Regions from separate parts of the Homo sapiens genome. Here region 2 is linked to region 1. Evidence: chromatin contacts called from ENCODE Hi-C data. All regions are on one chromosome and are shown on one strand. Each heading gives the region's core, a stretch centred on a gene start or an enhancer-like site at or near the end of the contact. The rest is flanking DNA. Distances are from core to core; before and after follow the strand shown.

The links. Hi-C counts contacts between places; a loop is a spot of excess contacts on that map. Pooled maps may share reads with other maps.
Region 2: a map of endothelial cell of umbilical vein shows a loop between it and region 1 (4-fold over the local background). The contact joins two enhancer-like sites. A Hi-C loop is called at or near these places in 3 of 168 maps with a recorded cell type or tissue (OCI-LY7, Ramos and endothelial cell of umbilical vein), 3 of 37 single-sample maps with no recorded cell type and 13 of 50 pooled maps.

What each region holds. Positions count from the first base shown.
Region 1 is chr11:9,609,945-9,614,608 of GRCh38, forward strand. No RefSeq gene overlaps it. Among named protein-coding and RNA genes, the nearest start is that of WEE1, 39 kb to the left of the region's middle. RefSeq lists enhancers at 206-733, 3,278-3,967 and a silencer at 4,068-4,447. Within about 2 kb of position 3,412, at least 41 of the 41 ENCODE cell types and tissues checked have a DNase peak (open chromatin) inside an H3K27ac peak, as active enhancers do; they include OCI-LY7 and endothelial cell of umbilical vein, where a contact is called at or near this core.
Region 2 is chr11:9,857,206-9,862,097 of GRCh38, forward strand. SBF2 (SET binding factor 2) reads right to left here. Exons shown (of 40, transcript NM_030962.4): 18 at 1,021-1,191. The region is part of intron 1 of LOC101928008 (a long non-coding RNA gene); the gene reads left to right. Among named protein-coding and RNA genes, the nearest start is that of LINC02709, 100 kb to the left of the region's middle. Within about 2 kb of position 1,674, at least 4 of the 41 ENCODE cell types and tissues checked have a DNase peak (open chromatin) inside an H3K27ac peak, as active enhancers do; they include OCI-LY7 and endothelial cell of umbilical vein, where a contact is called at or near this core.

The DNA of each region.
Region 1 (4,664 bases), core at 2,162-4,661:
ACATTGTGTGTGTGGGGGAGGGGATGGCAGATGGAAAATAAATGGTCAGTTTTGGGCATTTAATTTTTTTTTGAGACAGGGTCTTGCTCTGTTGCCCCGGCTGGCATGCAGGGGTGTAATCATGGCTCACTGCAGCCTCAACCTCCCTGGCTGAAGTGATCCTCCTGCCTTATCCTCCTTAGTAGCTAGAACTTACAGGCATGTCCCAACACGCCTGGCTAATTAAAAATTTTTTTTTGTAGAGACAGGGTGTTGCTGTGTTGCCCAGACTGGTCTTTAACTCCTAAACTCAAGGGATCTGCTCGCCTCTGCCTCCCACAGTGATGAGATTACAGGTGTGGGCCATGGTGCCCAGCTGGGACATTTAAATTTGCAGTGCCTATCAGACATCTAAGTGGAGAGGTCAAGAAGACAGGTGCATATCTGAGTCTGGAGTTCAGGGTTGAGGTTCAGGTTAGGGATTTATTTGAGGCTCACTAGAAAAGTGATGGTAATTAAAACTACAAAACTGGCTGGGTGCAGTGGCTCACGCTTGTAATCCCAGCACCTTGGGAGGCTGAGGCGGGTGGATCACTTGAGGTCAGGAGTTTGAGACCAGCCTGGCCAACATGGTGAAACCCTGCCTCTACTAAAAATACAAAAATTAGCCGGGCATGGTGGCAGGTGCCAGTAATCCTAGCTACTTGGGAGGCTGAATCGCTTGAACCCGGGAGGTGGAGGTTGCAGTGAGCTGAGATCGCGCCATTGCATTCCAGGCTGGGCGACAGAGCAAGACTCTGTCTCAGAAAAAAAAAAAAACAAAAAACAAAAAACAAAAAAACTACAAAACTGGATAATCCCACTCAAGACTTTTTGCCTTTATTGTGATGACCGTTTTTCTGAGCTGTGACAGTACTTTAATTCACATGTTTAGATATTATTTAGAAAAGGACTGAGCATGCTGCAAATGAAGACATAACATTTCATGTCTGGCAGACTCTAGCTTTGAGAAGAGGATGGGGTGAAGCAAACTTTTGGCAATGTCACCTTCCACTGAGGTTAAGTTTTTGTTTAGTTAAGATAAGAAACAGGTATTTGACTATATTGCTTCTGCTTAATACATTTCTTGTGGGTCTTAATATGTATATAAAGTAAGTTAATTTAAACATTTCTTCCGTGTTACTGTGTGCATGGTTAAAAGGCAATCAGTTGATGTTCTACTACAGTATGATCTTGCCTCAAGGTCACTATATTTTCTGTTCCCTTTGCCTGGATCACTCTTCCCACAGGTGTGAATGAGGTTTGCTCCCTCACTTCATTCGTGTTGCTCTGTTCAAATGTCATCTTATCAGGGAGGCTTACCCTGACTAACCAAGCTGATGCAATTAGCACGTCCCATTGCTCATGGTTCTATTTTTCTTCCTACCGCTACCACCACCTTGCATCATGTATATTTGTTTCTTTGTTGTCTCTTCCCTCCATTATAGTGAGATCTTACAGTAGTATTTAATCTGCAATAGGAACTCCCTAATAGCTGTTTGTTGAATAAATGAAGATCACTATATTGCTATTCAAAAGAGTTGTATGGGCCGGGCGCGGTGGCTCACACCTGTAATCCCAGCACTTTGGGAGGCCAAGGTGGGTGGATCACATGGCGAAACCCTGTCTCTACTGAAAACATAAAAATTAGCTGGGTGTGATGTCACGCGCCTGTAGTCCCAGCTACTTGGGAGGCTAAGGCAGGAGAATTGCTTGAACCTGGGAGGCGGAGGTTGCAGTGAGCCGAGATTGCGCCACTGCATTCCAGCCTGGGCAACAGAGCAGTGGAGTTTGAGACCAGCCTGATAAATATGGTAAAACCCCATCTCTACTAAAAATACAAAAATTAGCAAGGTGTGGTGACATGTGCCTATAGTCCCAGCTACTCAGGAGGCTGAGACAGGAGAATCACTTGAACCTGGGAGGCAGAGGTTGCAGTGAGGCAACACTGCACTCTAGCCTGTGCAACAGAGCAAGACTCCGTCTCAAAAAAACCAGATAGAGTTGTATGAAGCAATGGTGACTATTATTTTACCATGCTGCTAACATTATGCATTATTTTTTTTCTGTTTTTCTATTATATTTTTTTCTATTTATTTTTACAGAAACAGCGTCTCACTATTGCCCAGGTTGGAGTGCACTGGTGTGATCATAGCTCACTGTAACTCTCAGGCTTAAAGGGATCCTCCCACCTCAGCCTCCCAAGTAGCTAAGACTACTAGAGCACAGCACCATGCTGGACTAATTTTTAAATTTTTTGTAGTGACAGGGTCTCACTCTGTTGCCCAGGCTGGTCTCCAACTCCTGGCCTCAAGGGAACCTCCTGCCTTGGCCCCCAGTGAACTGATATTACAGGCATGAGCCACTGCATCCAGCCTGCATTATAATTTTAAAACATTTTTGCTACTTTAGTAGATGTAAGGTGTTATGTCATAACTGTTTTAAGTTTAAAGTTTCTGATTATCAATGAACGTTTTCCCCATGCACTTGGGTATGACTTTTATTTCTTATTGTGAATTACAGTGCATGTTTACCTTCTTTGTCTATTTAGCAATTGGTACCTTGATTGTTTTTATATATATAAACAAGCTTTTTTTGGGTGGGGGGGATGGAATCTTGCTCTGTCACCCAGGCTGGAGTTCAGTGGTGCGATCTCGGCTCACTGCAACCTCCGCCTCCCGGGTTCAAGCGATTCTCCTGCCTCAGCCACCCAAGTAACTGGGACTACAGGCGTGTGCCACCACACCCAACTAATTTTTGTATTTTTAGTAGAGACGGGGCTTTCACCATGTTGGCCAGGCTGGTCTCGAACTCCTGACCTCAGTTGATCCACCCGCCTTGGCCTCCTAAAGTGCTGGGATTACAGGCGTGAGCCACTGCACCTGGCCTATAAACAAGCTTTTATACATTTCAGGTAGTATTTGCTTGTCACTTGGTGCAGACATTTTTCTCAATCTGTTGTCTTTTTAAAATTCTGTCCAGTTTTTGTATTTTTGAACGTTAGTCTTCCTTTGTTGTTTCTTCTGTTGTTTCAAAGTTTTGAGAACGCTGACGTTTATCCATAAATATAACTGCCTTATCCTATTAAATATATAGTTTCTATGGCTGTTCTTTAAAATATTTAGCACTTTAATCCACTTGGTGTTTATTTTGAAATACGATGTGAAACACATTTTTGTCCTCCAAATTTTCATTCATTTATCTGCGCATTCTTTACATAGTTCATCTTTTCTTACTGCCGTGTTTGGGAATGTTATTTTACTATGTATCCCATCAGGATTAATGCGTGTGTTTGTTCAGTCTCATTCCTTTCCGTTGATCTCAGCTTCTATTTTTGTTTCTGCTCTTAGTCACTGCCCAGCAGCGCCAAAGGAACATCCCGCCCCCTGCAGGCAGCTGGTGTCCCCACAACCTGGGAAGCCTGGGGCAGGGCCTCAGGGGACTCCTGGTGTTAGTCCTCCGAGCCCGGGTGGACGTGTCGCTCTGTCCCTGCGGGAGGATTCGGGGCCCCTTTGACAGGCCTCCTTCTATGCCGGTTTCCTGGGGCCTCGAGCTTCCTGGGTTCCACGTCTCTAGTAACCAGTAGAGACGGGCCTTTACCCTGCCGTTGGGTGGGGACTGTCCCCTTCTGGGCTCTTCCTTTCGGGCCTTTCCACCTCTCCGACCCCAGGGCATTCGCCCCACCACGTTGCCGGCACAGTGCTGGCTCCGCGGCCCGCGGTTCTGGCAGTCAGCGCGGAATGCCATGGCACCGAGCCTCTGTGTCTAGATGAGTTCTGGGCGCTGATTTTCCAGGTCACTCGGAAGCTGCTCTCTGGGCCCGCCTGTTTCCCTTCCCTTTGCCTCCTTGTCCCGCTTCCCTCGCAGTATACCACTCACTGTACCCCTCCTAAAAAGGACCACTGCAGGAAGCGTTATTGAAGCAGACACGGTTCAAACACGAAAAACAAACTCTTCTTTATTCAACAGATGTGCACGAATCTATTGTGTGTTAGATACGGGTAAGTTTCTGATAAGTCGTGCACTGAGCCAGTCCGGGCTCCTAGAACCGCGTTTACGTGCCGAAGTCTCAATCAGATTAAGAGCGTCTGGGGAGAGCGGGGCGGGGATAGAAGGAGGTGTTGGGGCTAGGGGTAGGACTGTTCTGGAGGCGTGGGTAAGGGGGAGTGGGCTGTGCTGTGCGCCCCTCCCCTCGCTATCTCCCCATTCATCCGCAGACCCGGGGCCCCACGCGCCGCTCCTGGGCAGGGCCGTGCACCCGGAAGGCGCCGAGGCGCGCCCAGCAGAGGGAGCATGCGGGCAGGGCATTCCGCGGGTACCCGCGGAGCAGGACGGCCACCCACGCCGGGGCCCCTGGGGCTCCACCCAGGACGCACACCCGGAGAGACCCAATGACTGCGTTTCGCACCTGGGCGCAAGCTGGTTACTGGGCACGCGCTGACAACCCACATCTGGAAAACCCGGTCCTAACTGGAGAATAAAACTTAAATGCACGTGAACTCACCGGCAGCTGAACATTTCCGTGAGAAAACCCCTAAAAGCCGGCACCGGCTCCGGTGGGGCCACAGAGTCTCTGGAGCGAGGCTCTCTCCAATGCCTGGGCCCTGGGACCGAGCAACTGTCCCAGTAGAATCCCTTTCGGGCTT
Region 2 (4,892 bases), core at 424-2,923, 250 kb after region 1:
CTTGAGTGGAACTATGTGACAAACCTCAGGAAGCAGCAGCAAAGCACCTTATAGCTTGTGAAGAGCTGGTATGTCTATGGTCTCACTTGTACCTAACCTAGGGCTGGCTCCGGGATAGACTTCTTTAGAATGGCTGACAAAGAAGCAGTGACATGTGTTTGCTCTATGAATGCTTTCGAGATGTGTCAATATTAACATTACATCTGCTTAAAAAATGATCAAAAGCACCCCCGAAGCCCAGTAAATTTCTGGAGTAGAATGATAATCAGCCGTTAAGGCTGCTTTAAGTTCAATTCATGAGGATGATAGTTTCTAACACTTATTATTACTGCATACCATGTACTCTTCAATGCACTTTATATATGAGACACTAAAATCTCATAATAATCATATCCATTTTACCAGTGAAGATATAAGGCACAGTGAAGTAACATGACTTGCCCCAAACCAGAGAGCTAGTAAATGATGTTTTAAACTTTCAGAGTATTTAAAACTACTCTTTCAAATTAAAAACAATTTTCTTGATTTTTAAATTTTTTTGATATTTTTCATAAAAATATTTTATGCTGATAAAACATAGAGAAACATGTAGAATATTCCTAGAAGAAGACCTAGATTTATTACTGGCATTTTTTTAATACAACTACCAAATTTTACATTTATTTTGGAGTTAATTAACTTTAATTTGACATTCCTCCAGGGAAGTTAGTTGCATAGAGAAGTATGCCTGTTATTTTAGGTTTGTTCTTTCTATTCAACTTCCTATAGTCATTTCCAGGAAATTCTTATTTATTAAAGTATATTAAAACAATCCTAGTGCTGAAGAACTGTATTAAGAAGTTATTATGGAAAAACATAATGTCTGAAATCAACAGAGGAAAGATATCACAGGGCTCCCTAAATAAAACCCAAATACACTGGCAGGAAGTAGCTAGAGTTTTTTTTGCCCTGGGAACATCTGCTTTCCTTAAAGCCAGAATCCTAATCCCACACAATTAGAGTTCTTTTCTTCTCTCTTACCTTTTGCTTCAGATGCGGGGCATGATTGTCTTCCTTGGCTGAGAGATAAAGGGAGCGAACCTGTTCCTGCACTGCATTGTAAAAGGTTGTCTCCCAAAATTGCTGATTTGTCCAAATGGGGTGGTCTTGTACACACGTGTAAGCAAACTGGCTGACTCCAGGGGCAAGTTTCTGTGAGAACACACAAAATACATCATCATGGGGCTGGCAGAATTATAACAGTTCATAAGGTCACAGGGGCCACAGTTAATCATAGATGAGATCAAAGGATTTCTCTAAAGAATATCGTATGGTAGTACAGGCTTAGCAATCAGCAACTTACTCCTTTTTAACTGGCAACTGTGGGCTTGCTGTTGGATCCTTGAGAGTCTCAGTCACTTTATCAAAATGGGTATTTTAGTAACAGCTAAAAATCAAAGCTGTTATTATATCAATTAGAAAATACAGGAAAAGGAGGCACTGTAGGTTTAGTGAATATTATTACAATTAGGGCATATAATAAAATCCATCACGATGTAAACATAAAACTCCAGATAATTTAACATTTCTTCTATGGCTTTAGGGTACTCTTTTTAAAGAGACAGCAACTGAAATATGAGTGAACCTACAGCTTGGCCTTACACACAGAATGAGGATATAGCATGAATTAGGGACTCAGGAGAACTGCACTTTTCCTACTGCTCATTCCAGCCCATTACCTCCCCGCCAAAGCTGTTGCCTGGCTCACATACTCTCTAGAAGACTGCCCTGGGCTTCAAGGGCATTTTCTGGTAACCAAATTTGTGCAGGGAAAGATAAACACAAACCAAACCTCCTTCCTTTCAGGGACTTCCTGCTGGGTTTCAGCGTAAGAGTAAACTTAAGAGGTGATTAACAACAGAGGGAAGGAAAATGAACTCTGCAGGCATTTAGAAGGCACTTCATATATATTTAAGTTTGTTTAGTTCCAAAACCCCTGCTCTTTTTATAACACCAAATTGTCTTTCAAAAGAACTGAAAGTAAATCAAAATAAATGAAATGCCAAATTAACTGCCAATTAGCACTTCTGTTTTCCCCTCACTTTATGATTTTGTTTCCCAAAGTAATATTCTACCTTGGAACCTCTGAAAAAAACTTGTATAACATTGCATTTTAAATTTTAATGATAATTTACATTGCCAAATTTCAGTTAGTGACTTGAGTCAACTTTCCAAAACTATTTCTGCCACCTCTAAAAGCTAAGGATGTTTCAAATTTTTAAAAATTCATAATTTTCCAAGAAAGAGTAGGTACCATTTTCAATAAACATTTTTTGGCCCATTTTATTCTTTGGAATTGAGTTCATCTGTTTTCTGTGAGTAGAACTAAAGTTTCTGATAAGTTTTCTTTCGAAGCAATTTAATAAGCTGAGTGTCTTCTCCTGAAATGCTGGACACTGAAGATGATTACTAAGGTTATATAACTGTTACACAACAAAAGTTGGTTCATTTCTTAGGGACGTATACCAGATATATAAGACATCTGGTAAAAATTACACGCTCAATACATGCTAATCTCCTTTTTGGTCTAGAACTGCATACCACGAAATGTAGTACCTGTGTAGTTAGAAGCTGGGTGGTTGTGATTTTGCCTTAAAGAGTCTCTGTGTACTACATGCCATCTGTAAGACCCTTTCAAGATAGGACTGTGTTACTGCTGCTGAGGTAACTGGCTATAACCTCAATTCTCCCTATTAAGTGGCTGTAAGTTGTGGCTATGAAGCAAAAATCAGGAGTTCTTTGAGGGTGCACAGGGATCATTGTTGGATTTCATTATGCCTATCTGCTCATTTAAGAAACAGTTACTGTCTACCTATGGGAAATCATGAACAAAATGTGTGTGGTTTTGTGAGTGCGTAAGCAGAAGCCACACACACTGAATCACAAGCTCCTTCTATACTCTGCATGAAGACACTTGGGACATGGATTACACACTTTTTCCTCCTTCATTTTTTAGTCCTTTACTGTAAGGACCAACAATTGTTTCAGTAGCAGTACACAAGCCTATTTTGAAACAGTTTTTTTTTTTTTTTTTTTGAGACAAGGTCTGGCTTTGTTACCCAGGCTGGAGTGCAGTGGCATGATCATGGCTTACTGCAGCCTCAACCTCCCAGGCTCAAAAGATCCTCCCACCTCAGCCTCCCTAGTAGCTGTAGTAGCTGGGACTACAGGTGTGCTCCACCACACCCAGCAATTTTTGTAGCTTTTTTTTGTAGAAAAATTTGAACCTGGGAGGTGGAGGTTGCAGTGAGATGAGATGGGGTTTTTGTAGAGATGGGGTTTCATCATATTTCCCAGGCTGGTCTTGAACTCCTGGGCTCGAGTGATCCACCTGCCTTGGCCTCCCAAAGTGCTAGGATTATAGATGTGAGCCCCCATGACCAGCCTGAAAGAGATTTTAAAGGCACTAAATTCAAATGAGATAAAACTGTAATTCTCAACTGCCTTTACCATGAGTATACTCAGGGCAGTACCATTTCTTACAAATGCAGCATAACATAATCAATGGCAACTCTAAAAATGTTGAAGTCTTGAAATTATATTCATATAGATAAACTCCAAAAAACTGAGCTTTTAACAAATCCTTATCAGATTCTCACAAAGTACTTTTAGGATAATCAGCATGCCAAAAAAGTTATTAATTAAACATCTTTTATTAAAACTTAACAGAGATGTACAGGAATCTGAGGGTGTAATGAAGCCCCACCTTTCTTCAGTATTTTTCACACTGATGGTGTATATTTGCTTTCCTTGGCACATTTGAGTTGACATTACAGGTTGAATGTCCCTTATCTGAAATACTTGGGACCAGAAGTGTTTCTGATTTTGGAATATCTGCATCATATTTACTGGTTGAGCATTCTAAATCTGAAAATCTGACATCTGAAATGCTCCAATGAACATTTCTTCTGAGTATCATGCCAGCCCACTACAAGTTTAGAATTTTGGAGCATTTTGAATTTTCTTTCTTCTTTTTGGAGACAGGGTCTCACTCTGTCACCCAGGCTGATGACAATCATAGATCATTGCAGCCTAGAACTCCTGGGCTTAAGGGATTCTCCCGCCTTAACCTCCTGAGTAGCTAGGACTACATGCATGTACTGCCATGCCTGGCTAATTTTAAAAAATGTTTTTTGAGGCCAGGCACAGTGGCTCACGCCTGTAATCCAAGCACTTTGGGAGGCTGAGACAGGCAGATCACTGAAGGTTGGGAATTCAAGACCAGCCTGGCCAATATGGTGAAACCCCGTCTCTACTAAAAATACAAAAATTAGCTGGGTGTGGTGGCAGGCACCTGTAATCCCAGCTACTTGGGAGACTGAGGCAGGAGAGTTGCTTGAATCTGGGAGGTGGAGGTTGCAGTGAGCTGAGATCGCGCCACTGTACTCCAGCCTAGGCAACAGAGTGAGACTCCATCTCAAAAAAAAAAAAAAAAAAAATGTTTCTTGAAACAGGTTTTCACTATGTTGCCCAGGCTGGTCTTGAACTCCTGGCCTCAAGCAATCCCCCCACCTCGGCCTTCCAAAGTGCTGGGATAGGATTAGGCCACCAAGTGTGGCCCAAATTTTTGAATTAGATATACTCAACCTGTATCTTCATGTTTATGCACAAACTAAAAGTTGAATATGCAAAAACTAATCTAAATAGTTTGAGCAAAAGTGGGACTATATATGTTCCAAGGAAGAAAAACGGTGCAAGACAGAGTGACAGTGGCCCAAAGGGTCAGAACCCACAGCCTGTTTACTAGGTGAGCATTACAGCAGGGTGAAGTGACTATAGTACAAACACTTGGTGGCAAGACAGACACAAACGGCTATGGCATCTGTGATAGTGGCAGTAGTCTTAGTAAACAG